2 separate regions of the Homo sapiens genome follow, and region 2 is linked to region 1. A link is a loop called in an ENCODE intact Hi-C map of the cell type or tissue named here. Cell type or tissue: K562. All regions are shown on one strand. Each heading gives the region's core, and the rest is flanking DNA. Links, peaks and the distances in the headings are about the cores only.

Evidence for each region. Peaks named below come from ENCODE experiments on the same cell type or tissue, not always from the same donor. Only the 100,000 strongest peaks of a DNase experiment are listed, where the experiment ranks them.
Region 2: a loop joins it to region 1, with 2.0 times the contacts of the local background. A loop is called at or near these places in 1 of 110 quality-filtered maps.

Annotation. Positions count from the first base shown.
Region 1 is chr9:95,431,392-95,438,127 of GRCh38, reverse strand. No RefSeq gene overlaps it. Among named protein-coding and RNA genes, the nearest start is that of PTCH1, 75 kb to the left of the region's middle. RefSeq lists enhancers at 3,153-3,724, 3,725-4,297. In K562, for the core only: no CTCF peak of the experiment used is centred there; DNase peaks (open chromatin) are centred at 2,857, 3,357 and 3,737; H3K4me3 peaks cover 723 bases.
Region 2 is chr9:95,581,598-95,588,333 of GRCh38, reverse strand. No RefSeq gene overlaps it. Among named protein-coding and RNA genes, the nearest start is that of PTCH1, 76 kb to the right of the region's middle. In K562, for the core only: no CTCF peak of the experiment used is centred there; no DNase peak of the experiment used is centred there; H3K27me3 peaks cover 3,998 bases.

The DNA of each region.
Region 1 (6,736 bases), core at 1,192-6,191:
GACATGGGGCAGGGCAGCGAGGATGAGAAATAAAGAATTATGGAGGTGAACTCAGAAGAACAGAGGAAAGGGCCACACTTGAGTTAGAAGAAGTCAGAAGAATTGAGGCAAGGGCAGGCATTTCTCACTACACCACCCAAGTGATTTTAATGAGAAAGGCGGTGTTCTAAAGTGAAAGTAGAAAGATGGATCATTAAAAAGCAGCGTCTTTGTTTTATGTACTGATGTTTTCCACTATTTCCTTTTCATTGTCCAAAATCAGAGCATGATAGATGTGTTTAGAGTAGGGTCCACAAACTATAGCCCACAGGCCAAATCTGGACCCAACTTGTTTTGGTAAATAAAGTTTGCGCAACACAGCTCTGCCTATTTATTTATGTCTCGTCTAGGCCTGCTTTTGAGCTATAATGGCAGAGTTAAGTGATTGCAACAGAAACCGCATGGCCTATAAAGCCTAAAACATTTGCTATCAAGTCCTTTAAAGAAAGAGTTTGCCATCCCTGATCTGGAGCGTGGTATCTCCACATCAAACCAAATAGGCACTTTTAGCCACTGTACAGACAGGCGCTGCTATTTCTTGATATTCCTCAAACATACCAGGCACTGTTCGGCCTCAGGGCATGCACTTATTCTTTCCTGCACCTGTAATATCAGTCTCCCAGACAGACACGTGGTTCATTCCCTTATGAAATTCAGGTCTTTGTAGAAATATCATCTTTTCATTGGGACCCTGCCTGACCACCCAGTTTAAAGTTGCAAATCCAGGGAGGGCGCACCTGTAATCCCAGCACTTTGGGAGGCCAAGGCGGGTGGATCACGAGGTCAGGAGATCGAGACCATCCTGGCTAACACGGTGAAACCCCATCTCTACCAAAAATACAAAAAATTAGCCAGGCATTGTGGCAGGTGCCTGTAGTCCCAGCTACTCGGGAGGCTGAGGCAGGAGAATGGCGTGAACCCGGGAGGCAGAGCTTGCATTGAGCCGAGATCGCGCCACTGCACTACAGCCTGGGCGACAGAGCGAGACTTCTTCTCAAAAAAAAAAAAAAAAAAAGTTGCAAATCCAATCCCCACCCCACTCAACACATCCCCTCTTCCTTTACTACTTAATTTTCTCCACAGCATTTACCAGTATCTAACATCCTTTATATTTTGCCAATGTATTTGTTTCTCTTTCTTATGCTGCTAGAATAATGTCAGCTCTTGGAAGACAGGGATTTTTTACTATTGTATCCACTACTTATTCCCAAAATCTAGAAGAGAGCCTGGAACATAGTACTCTCAGTTTAGGACAGTATTTGTTATTTTTAAAAATGAGCCCTACAATGCATCTGCAGTATTATTCCTATTTCACAGATGAGAAAGCTAAATTCTATGAGGTTAAATGACTTCCCAGAGATCGCAGTGCTAGTAAGGGGGAAAGGCAGCCATGGATTCCTGAGTTTGCAGGCTAAAGGATCGCGATGGGAACGGTTTCCAGAGCTACTGGTTTCTTCCACTGCTTGCTCATGCTGAAGCTAGCTCAGAGCATAGCACCCTGCCTAGCCCCAGGCACCATGCTAAGTTCTGTGCAGGCTAAAATGATGAATATGACAGTTCCTGACAAAAAGAACCTTAAACTTCTTTAAGTTTCAGTATCGAACTCCTGGGCTCAAGTGATCCTCCTGCCTCGGCCTCCCAAAGTGTTGGGATTACAGGAGTGAGCCACCACGCCCAGCCTACGATGCATTATTTTTAAGAAGGAGTATATTAGGTACAATGAGGCTCAAAGGGATGGATAGATCAGAAAAGATGTCCTGGAAGACGTGGCATTTGAATTTGGCCTTGAAAGCTAGGATTTCAGCAGATAGAAATTGTGGGAAGGGCATTATCAAAAGGAAGGAAGAGCTTGAGCTGAGTCCCAGAGGTTAAGACAGTAGAGGTGGCGTGGCGCGGTGGCTTGCTCCTGTAATCCCAGCACTTTGGGACCGAGGCAGGTGGATCACCTAAGGTCAGGAGTTTGAGGCCAGCCTGATCAACATGGTGAAACCCCGTCTCTACTAAAATACAAAAATTAGCCAGGCATGGTGGCACGCACCTCTAATCCCTGCTACTTGGGAGGCTGAGACAGGAGAATCGCTTGAACCTCGGAGATGGAGGTTGCAGTGAGCCGAGATCGTACCACTGCACTCCAGCTTGAGTGACAGAGAGAGACTTTGTCTCAATAAAATAAAATAAAATAAAATAAAATAAAGTAGAGCTGTGTCTGAAAAACAAACAGCCCATTTTGCAGGAAGAGATGCCACCCATGAGCTGTGGTTCTGAGTGTGGTTCTAGGACTGACAGTTTCAGTGCCAAGTGAGAAATTGCTAGACATGCAAACACATAGGCCCCGTCCCAGCCCCACTAAGTCGGAATTTCTGGGTTGGAGGCCCAGAAATCTGGGTTTCAATTAGCCTTCCAGGAGATTCTTAATCTTCTGAAAGTTAAGAAGTGCCCATGTAAGGTGCACTGGAAGAAGGTGACATTGAATGCTAAACTGAAGACAATGGCCGTTATCTGTTTGCAAAGCAGTGACACCCTCTCGAAGACTGTTGAACAGATACGTGATTGTACTTGTGATTTAGAGCTCCACCAGATGGATGAGAAGTGCAGAAAGAGAACGTTGAAGTGGGAAGATCATAGAAACTTTTTATATTGGTTGCAAAATGGAAACAAAGAAGCAACCTGTTATTCTTCATAAACATGTTTCCCAACATCCACTCACTATTCAGGTCCCCATAACCTAATTTCCTTCTAGAAGAACCATCCCATTTCCCACTCTCAGTCTGTTTGGTTCAGACAGTGCTACCTTCATCGCAGGGTCCAGGGTTGTTCATGTGACTCAGACAGTCCAATAAGAGTATCACATTCTCTTGGCCAACGTTATTGGTTTGAGGATAAGAGCATGGACCAATCAGAATGTGTTACATGTTGTGAAGCTTTGTCTGAAACATAGAATGTGCTTTTCCATGGGTCTTTAATCTAAAAATCTGTAGCCTTAAGGGAATTGAGGGTGGGGGCCTTTTCTGAGAAAGGAGCGAATACAGCAGAAAACAGATTAAATGAAGGAAGAGGAAGAAGTCAACTCTGATTACATCATTTGAACCCCGGGTCAAGCTGTACCCAAAGCTAAATCTATTTCTGCTAAACTTTCCTTTCTAACAGGCCTTTGTGCTCAGGGCAATTGGAATGAGATTTTTTGTCTTGATTGACCCAAACTCAGTCATGGCTCTGGACTTCAGATAAGGGAGTCACAGACTCGTAAGATGTTTGCAGGCTTTGGACTATGATTCAGAGAAGAGAGGGAAAGTCAAGGGCAATTGACAGTGTTGCAGGATGGATTCCATGAGAAGCAGACTGTGAGAGGGAGCGTTGTGTGCGCGAAGAGCACACGGGGGTGGTCCCAAGTCAGCGCCTGTGGGGGAGTGAAGAAGCAGCACTGCGCAGTGGAGGAAGTCAAATTGTCATGCGGCTGAGGCTATGCGGAGCTGAGATGCCCTTTGGAGTTGGCTCAGGTTAGGGCAAGGAGGCCAGAGCCTCATGCCCTCACATTGACCCGTCATTGTATGCAGGTGGCCACCAGGAGACATGATCTTGGGCCACACGTTTCTCTTCCATACAGTGCAACTCTCAAAGAAGGATTCAACTGAGCCATCGGCCAGCGCACTCCCGCAGCCGGAGGACAGAGTGCTGAGTCAGGGTGTGGGTGGAGGGGCAGGGCGCTCAGGACCGCCAGGTTCCCAGCGGGGTGAGCAGCTGTGAGGAGACTGAGCCCTGCAGCTGGAATGAGGAAGTGGGAGGAGCAGATGGCATCAGAGAGAGGACAGATTTCGTTTTGAGCTGGTGGCATTTAAACGCTGGAGAAGGTGTCGACCTGGGATCAATGGGAATAGAAACCACGGTTGATGAACCCTGGCCCAAAGAGAGCGCAGACAGAGACAGTGGGGAGCTCAGAGCTCAGGGAGTGGAGGGAAGAAAATCTGGAGCCCATAGGCCGGGCGCGGTGGCTCACGCCTGTAATTCCAGCACTTTGGGAGGCCGAGGCTGGCGGATCACGAGGTCAGGAGATCCAGACCATCCTGGCTAACACGGTGAAACCCCGTCTCTACTAAAAATACAAAAAGAAATTAGCCGGGCGTGGTGGCAGGCGCCTGTAGTCCCAGCTACTTGGGAGGCTGAGGCAGGAGAATGGCGTGAACCTGGGAGGCGGAGCTTGCAGCGAGCAGTGCTCGAGCCACTGCACTCCAGCCTGGACGACAGAGAGAAAGAAAGAAAAGAGGAAGGAAGGAAGGAAGGAAGGAAGGGAAGGGGAAGGGAAGGAGGGAGGGTGGAAGGGAGGGAGGGAAGGGAGAAAATTTGGAGCCCATGAAGGGGAGGGAAGGAGTAGCTAAAGAGGCAGCAGAAACCAGGCCGTGTTGCCAGATGATAACAATATAAATAGCAAATGCTTATAGACTCTTGACTGTGTGCCAAACAGTATTTACTGTAGAACGTTGTTCTACATTCTTAGCTCGTATTATTTCTTCATAGGAAACAAAGGAGGTGACGGCCAGTGAGTGGGGTGGGTAATCTGCTGATGAGCAGTTAAATCAGGGAAGTTAAATTAGCAGTTAAATTAGGGAAGCATCTGGACTCTGCATGTAAGGTAGATATTTTAAAAGTCATCAAAAAGGAGTTTGTGTGTTTGCTGAAGAATTGTGTCCCCACTCTCTTCATTGCTGTTCTTTTAACAGCTTTATTGGGATATCATTCACATACCATACAATTCACCCATGTAAAGTATATTATAATTCAATCGTTTTTATATTCACAGAGTTGTGGAACCATCACCATAGGCAATCTTAGGACAATTTTGTTACCTTCAAAAGTAACTCCATACCCTTTAGCACTCACTCCCCCCCCACTCCCCCCCCACACCCCCCCCGCCCCGTCTGCCACAACCGGTGCCTGTTCACCTGTGCAACCCTAGGCAATCATGAATCTACTTTCTGCCCTGCTCTGGATGTTTCCTATGAATGCAGTCTTATAGTATGCAATCTCTTTGTGTCTGGTTTCTTTCACTTAGCATAATGTTTTTTCCAGTTTCATCCATGTGATAGCATAAATCAACACTTCATTCCTTTTTATGTCCAAATAATATTCCATTGTATGGCTATCCACATTTTGTTTATCTTTTATCAGTTGATGAACGTGTGGATGATGTCTGCCTTTTGACTATTATGAATAATGCTGCCGTGAACATTTGTGCACAGGTTTTTTCAAACACTTGTTTTCCATTTTCTTAGGTGTACACCTAGGAGTGGAGTTGCTGGGTCTCTGTTTGGCTTTTTAAGGAGCCACCAAACTCTTTTCTGCAGTGGCTGCACCATTTTATCTTATCACCAGCAGTGTAAGAGTGTTCTGATTTCCCCATGTCCTCACCAATATGTGTGATTATCTGAATGTTCATTCTAGCCATCCTAATAGGGATGAGGTAGCATCCCAATGTGATTTTTTGGGTTCCGTGTAGATTAGACTGAACTTCTTGCCCATGCTGACATTAAACTCACATGCAAAGAGATGGACACACACACATCTCACATGGGGAAACAAGCTCAGGGGGGCGAACCAGGGTAGTCCCTTGGGAACGTCCAGCTCTGAAAGAGGAGAGAGGCACACAGGAAGAATAGGAGTGCTTGGCATCTGAAAGCACAGGGCGAGAATAAAGCCAAGCACCGACCATCCTAAGGAATGACCCGACCCTTGACCTTCCACTTCAGCAGTGCGAAGATATTCTCCATTTTGTTTTTGAAGTGGCCATGGATTTAGTCCACCCCATGTTCCACCCCCGCCCATCACCACCTGTTCTGAGGGCTGGGGTGAGGAAGGAAGGAGCAGGATGGGTCCTTTGAGCCCAATTAACACACACATTTTGCTTCCAAAGCTTATTGTGCACCTTATGCCAAGATTTGAGTAGGACTCAACTTAACCAGTATATGTAAAAGTCTTCTTAGAACTTGGAGAAAACAGATGATGCATAATGCTGTGTCGCAGATTATTAAATAATACTAACAGGCAGATCAGGGGCAGGCTTCAGGAAGGGGTAAGCACAGCCTAGAAATTCAGAGGCAGGAAGGATCACTGTGGGCTGGCAGGGCCATTTTGATATTTCTGTGGCAGGAGGGACTGGTTTCTGAGATGACCTTTCTGGCAGGGCTGTAGTCACCTGCCAACCTAAGAATGAAAGTTTAGGAGAGGATGAGAGCAGAGATAGTGTCCAAAATAGATTTGACGTCTTTGCCAAGGACTGTGCTTTACATTTATTCTCTATGTAACTTTTAGAGCAGGCCTGTGTGCCAGACATGAAGTGCCAATTTGCAGTCGAAGAAGCTGAGGCTCAGAGAGGGTATCAGGTAGGGTTCAACCAGAGAAGCAGAGCCAATAGAAGAGATGAGAAATAGATAGACAGACAGACATATAGATGATAGATAGATAGATGATAGATAGATAGTTAGATAACAGATGATAGAAGATTGATAGATGATAGATAATAGATGATTGATAGATGATAGATGATAGATGACTGATAGACAACAGATAGATGATAGATGATTGATAGATGATATATAATAGATCATTGATAGATGATAGACTGATAGATGATAGATGATTGATAGACGATAGATAGACAGATAGATAGATAGATGAAAGATAGGTGATAGATAATAGAGGGATA
Region 2 (6,736 bases), core at 624-5,623, 150 kb before region 1:
CTGCTATTTTTATAAAAATAAACATAGTGGCCGGGCATGGTGGCTCAGGCCTGGAATCCCAGCACTTTGGAAAGCCAAGGCAGTGGATCAAGAGGTCAAGAGATGGAGACCATCCTGGCGAACATGGTGAAACCTCGTCTCTACTGAAAATACAAAAATTAGCTGGGCGTGGTGGCACGCACCTGTAGTCCCAGCTATTCAGGAGGCTGAGGCAGGAGAATCACTTGAACCCAGGACTTGAACCCAGGTTGTAGTGAGCCAAGATCATGCCATTGCACTCCAGCCTGGCGACAGAGCAAGACTTGGTCTCAAAAATAAATAAATACATAAATAAATAAAAATAACAAAAATAAACATAGCAACTGAAGGAATTTGTGTGGAATGTGACGATTCAAAGAACTAATCCATGAAAGTAACTGTACAAAGTATCTGGCTCATACTATATGTTCAATAAATGGGAGTTACCACTACTACAGTGAATTTTATAGTGCACACTAGAATTCCTGAAGGAATTTGTGTGTGTGTATTCTCATTGACTCTGTTAAATCACATGAATTCTTCAAACAGTACTCAGGTCACCTCCTCCAGGGAGCCTTCTGGGTTCAGTGCCTAGAATGAAACTTTGACTGTCATTGACGTGGGGAAACAGAATGTGCTGTGCTCCATGCTCATGTGCCCCAGGCTGGGAGGCTCCATTCTCAGGCCTTTTCTTGGCATGTCCTATTTCTCCCATTTGGTTATGGCACCTGGAGAGTTGAGTTGTGTATCCTCCTTTTACGTGTCCCCAGGACCCACCAGTGTGCTGTGTACTCCATTCTGTTTCACCTGACATGCGTGCCATACAGCCCCAGACACTGCCCCACAATGGACAGCTGAAATAACTACAGACACCTAGCCAGGTGGTGACCAGCAAGGTGGGTGGAAGGCTACAGGAAGGGCCAGAGGTGAAGGAAGAGAAAAAAGCATGCAACTAGAAGGGCAATCACAATCTATTTGGATGCATTCAATCTTACAGAGAGCAGCAGGAGCCGTGGGTAACAACTGCTCCATGCCAAGGCCACCCACGAGGTTGTGCAGCCGGATGATGGAGAATCAGATGTGGCCAGTCAGGCCACTCCATGAGGTGGGGTCACTTCGTGGTGAGAGGAGAATTTGCAAATGAAGTTGGTTCAACACTGCGGAAGGGTCTTGAGTCAGGCAGCACAGGTCTATCAGGAATGGGTTCAGACAATTAACTTCTCTGAGCTTCTTGCTGTTATAACTAACACGTATGGAATGCTTCCTGTCTACCAAGCCCCTTTCTTAGCATTTGCATGTATTATTTAATGACACAATAACCCAAGAGGCAGGTACTATCATTGTAGGTATTTTACCAGTGAGGAAACTGAGGCACAGGGAGGTAAGAAACTTACCCTTGTTCAAAGAGCTCAAAAGTGGTACAGGCAGGATTTGAATCCGTAACACACACTCATTGAAGTCCTAACTTCACAAGGGTTATTTAAGAATTACATGAGACACTTTATGTAAGTAAAAGTGAAAAAAAAAAAAAAAGAGCAGAGCCTAGCAAATGGTCATCAGTGTTAGCTAAAATGCAAAAGAAAAGATATTGAGAAGAGTTGAGTGATTCAGTTTCAGTTGCTAACAAAGGAGTTTAGGGGCTCAGGGCTTGGCATTGCTCGCAAAGGAAACTTTCCACCTGACTCATTTGCTGCTAAATATGCAGCTTGAACAAGACCAATCTATGCAGGGAACACAGAACTTCTGTGTCAGGTAGTTGAAGGCCCTGAGAGAAGGCTCATGCATCCACTCAAATCCAGTTTCAGCTGGCATCGATTCCGTGCTTGCTGCCTGCCAGGGAACATGCAGGGTCGTCGTCCTCTGTCAACTCCTGCAATCCTCACCATACCTGTGCAGGAGTTGCCGTCATCCTCATGTGGCTGACAGCGAACCGGGGGCACAGAGAGTTTACTGTGGCCCATTCAGGATCTCACAGCTGATAGGTGATGGAGTCGATATGAGAACTCAGATCCACTTTCCCTAAAACAACTGCCACTACTTCTGTGCCCCAGATGTCTGTCTGGTCTCCAAGGCTTGGGCAACAGCACCCCCAATCAGGGCCTAAATTGCCTTATCCTAAGAGGCGGCCCACAAACTCAATTTGATCAAGACAAAATAAGTATGCTCGGGCTGAAGTTTCGGAAATAGCCACTTTGGAGCCTGATCACGGGAGCAAAGAGGAAGGGCGTTGGTGATTTCAGTGAGCTTGCTCTGCTCCAGGCTGGGACGGACATGCTGGAGAGGTCTGATGTCACAGTGCTGTTACGTCATACGATGCCAGGCCCCCGTAGGCACACTGTTCAGAAGACGAAGCCCAGGGCAGGAGCCAGAGGCTGCTCTGCAGAGGACCTCCACTCCTAGAGGGGCGGAAATAGCTTGCTCCAGGGCAGAGGGTGGATGCAGTGGGTCTTTTGAGGGGGTCTTAAAGCCACAGGGCCATTTGAGGAGATGGACCTTTCATGCGAAGGCAGTGAAAACTTCACACCCCATGAGAGCAGCCTCCCATGGACTGCTTTGGTGTGAGGTGGTCTCTGGGTGTGATGGTCTCAGTCTCAGCAGGGGTCCATGTAGCTCTCAGGAGCACATCCAAAGAGCCCAGGGTGGGGTTTCAATATTTGGAAACTGAGAGAAGCATCAGAGGCCAACAGCCCAATGCTGTTCTCTTCCTCTGGCATCAGTTCTATTTCCAGAACCCTCCTGGGTCCAGTGAGTGACCTCTAAACATCTCCTGAGGGACCAAGACCAGAAGGGCGAGTGTCTGGCAAAGGCCGCCAACCATCTCCAGAAGGCCTGGGCTGCCTCTTGTCACTTTCACACAGCACACAGGTTAACGCTCCTATTTCCTGGGTAGGCTTCTCTGAGGATAATGAGCACAGTATGAAACAGACCCCTTTGGGAGGCCAAATCCCAAAGGATCAAAGCGGGCAGATCACGAGGTCAGGAGATCAAGACCATCCTGGCTAACACAGTGAAACCCCGTCTCTACTAAAAATACAAAAAATTAGCTGAGCATAGTGGTGGGCGCCTGTAGTTCCAGCTACTCGGGAGGCTGAGGCAGGAGAATGGCATTAACCCGGGAGGCGGAGGTTGCAGTGAGCCGAGATCACACCACTGCACTCCAGCCTGGGCAACAGAGTGAGGCTCCATCTCAAAAAAAAAAAAAAAAAAAAAAAAAGACCCCTTCACCCACCCCTGCTCCTGATGATGCCTGGAGGGGAAGAGCAACAAAGCAACAGCCAGGACCCACCAGCTTCCAGGCTTCTTGCAGGAGGGCAGGTGTCCCACAAGTTTTCTTTCTTTTGCTCAGTTTGGAGACATTTTCCCAAAAATCATTCTGTCAGCCCAAGTTCAGCCACCAACTGGCAGAATCTGCAACACTACTTCTCTTGAACTTTAGAAATACAGCTTCCTAATTTTTTCCAGTTCCAAATATAAAACAAACCAAAAAAGTATTAAAATAATTTGGGCTTCAAAGACTTTCTCATTCTTAGTGGCCATAATGAAATTAATAAGAATCAGCCTCTCTTTTTAGTCTCTCTCTTTCTCTCTCTCCTCTTCCCTCTCTCTCTCCCTTCCTCCCACCACCTCTCATTTTTCTCCCCTCTTTAAGGAAAAGAAAATAAAGCGAAGAGAACACAGGGCCCATGCAGCCCCAGGAATTGCTTGCACGGCGCTTATTTACCTTCTAACTAACATTTGTAACCCAGGATTAGTGGAGCAGCCTCTTGTAATTACCCGTGTTGCCCCATTTGAGGCCGGCTATCTCCGTGAGGCCAGTAAATCTTGAAATTACAGGCTGACCACCCGGGAGAACTGAGACAGAGTCAGCCACATCTCTCAAAGGCGCTGCCCTGGGTTGCTTCCCGCCCCCCGAAATGACTCGCTGGCCAGGGAGAAGGCCCTGCCTGGGAGTGGCTCCCAGACCTCACTGTGGCTGGGAGGTAAATAAAGCCAGGGTGGCCTAGGACACCCTGCACCCCCTGTGAGTGGGACAGAGGCAGCTGGCCAAGACAGAGCCTGCTCTACCGCCCATCCTCCCACCCAGCGTGGACTCCTTCTGGTTAGGGCCCCAGAGATGGACAGGAAGAAGGAGACAGGACTGAGATGGGGGGATAGGAATGCACTGAAAAGGAGATTCTGCCTCTTGAAATGCTGTTCTCTTCTGTTGAGGAACAGAACACCCACAGAGGACTTCTAGGGTAGTGTGGCTGTCATTTTATAGAAATGGAGATCGTGGGCCAGGTGCGGTGGCTCACGCCTGTAACCCCAGCACTGTGGGAGGCCGAGGCAGGTGGATTGCTTGAGCCCAGGAGTTCAAGATCAGCCTGGGCAACATGGTGAAACTCCGTCTCTACTAAAAATATCAAAAATTTAGCCGGATGTAGTGGTGCGGGCCTGTGGTCCCAGCTACTCAGAAGGCTGAGGCTGGAGATTTGCTCTAGCCTGGGAGGCGGAGGTTGCAGTAAGCTGAGACTGCGCCACTGCGCTCCAGCCTGAGCGACAGAGACCCTATCTCAAAAAAAAAAAAAAGAAAAAAGAAAGAAATGGCGATCACAATTTGACTTGAGAGTTAACCATAATCTTGATCATACCTTTAGAATGAGTGTCAGATGGACCTATGTAACATACACCTGTTCTGGAGCTCTGGGGAATGTCAAGGTATTTTGAATCAAACAGCAAATGTTGCTCAGGTCCAGGCTGTTTTGAAATGAGATATGCTTGGCTCAACCCTCACTGACACCTTTACAAGGATGAAGCCATCACTAAGAACATTCTCCATTTTCTATCTGCAAGTGCCCTACATGGAGGCTCTTTTTGTTATTCCTCCCTCTGATCTGAGACCTTAAACACCACATATAACTTCATTAAAACACAACCAGGATTAGGAGATGTTAAAGCGTCTCCAATGCCAAGAGCCTATGATAATAAAGCGCTCAGCATTCTGTGCATTGCAGGTGGATTCCATGATTTTGCCTTTGCAGAACGCACTTCATTCCATTTTTCAATGTAGGTGTGGATACCTATAAAATCTGCCTTACTGGTTGGGCGTGGTGGCTCACACCTCTAATCCCAACACTTTGGGAGGCCGAGGTGGGCAGATTACGAGGTCAGGAGATTGAGACCATTCTGGCCAGCATGGTGAAACCCCGTCTCTACTAAAAATACAAAAATTAGCTGGGCATGATGGTGTGTGCCTGTAATCCCAGCTACTCGGGAGGCTGAGGCCGGAGAATTGCTTGAGTGAGCCGAGATCGCGCCATTGCACTCCAGCCTGGGCGACAGAGTGAGACTCCGTCTCAAAAAAAAAAAAAAAAGTCTGCCTTACTATGTGCTACTTTCTTTATTAATTCTACTATTTACAAAAGCTCAGCGGGATCTGACACTTAGTAAAAGAAAAAAACGCACAGTTAAACAATTGAAATAATTAATTTAAATGTGTATAAATTTAGTATATTTAATACTAAATATTAGTATAAATCTGGATCATACCTTAAAATAATATTCCCCAACCCATTTAGCATCTATCAATGGCCTGTGGTCCGGATGTCCCGTCTTATCTACTCCACCAGCTCCTCCACCATCATCCTAATTCCCCATATATGTTCTGTTCAGCATCTCCACAAAAGGTACCACTGGCTCTGGGAGGCCCTGTGCCCTTCCCCCATCCCCCCTCACCCATTTACCCCCCCCCGCATTCAAAATCTTTAGCAATCCCAATCTTCATATTATAACTTGAATTGAGGGGACAGGTCTTTGCCGTCTACTGAGAATGGCCCAGAGGATTAGATTCCTTGCCCAAAGCCACACAACAAATCAATGAAATGAGTTCTTTCTTCTGTTCTTTCTGTTGTTCTTCCAACCTCGTAAGATTTCTTCTTGCCCCAGAACATGCGAGTCTGAGAAGCACTGTTCAGATATGGATACTGTTGTGTTTCCATTTCAGAGAAAGCAAGAGACAGCCATCAACCGATTTGCTTGCCACACTCCTAAACTATACACAGACAGCAGGACGTTCCGCATTATGATTCCCATAACAAGTTTACTAACACAAAAAGAAAAAAGAATGACAGAAAAGAAAGAAGAAAGAAAGGAAAAAAGGAGAGAGGGATAGCGAGAGGAAGGGAGGGAGGGAGAGAGAGCCTGCAGGGGAAGTTGTGGAAAGTCCCCTTTGCAGGGGGGATTAGGTTTTAGTTGCTCAAGGAGCTGTAGGGAGGGGAAGGGTGGAAGCCGAGGAATTCATGCCACCCAGTTGGTCAGTTGGGAATTGTTTACAGCCCTGAAGGAGATTGGCTTTTGTGCTGCTGACTTCAAAGTGTAGTCAGATATTAACATACTGACCCCTTCACCGTTTCCACCCCCAAACACAGTGGGGGTTAGGAGGACCATCTCCAGTGGGGAAACTGAGGAATGAAAAGGGGAGCTGGGAAAAGGGAAGTGAGGAGACTAGGAATGCCCCCAAGACTGTGCTGTTAACCCAGTGCTAACATTGGCCACCAAAGGCAGGACCCCTTCCTCGTAAGCCAGCCGGCCTGCATGCTGCGGTGTTGAAAGATGAAAGGGTTCTCTTTGGGACCAGAGATACAGAAAGTCCCAGGTGAATGATGAAATCCAGCAGTCTCCAGGTGCCTTCCCTTCAAGGTGGGCAGTCTCGGTGACCCGCTTTCCTGCTGGCCCTTAC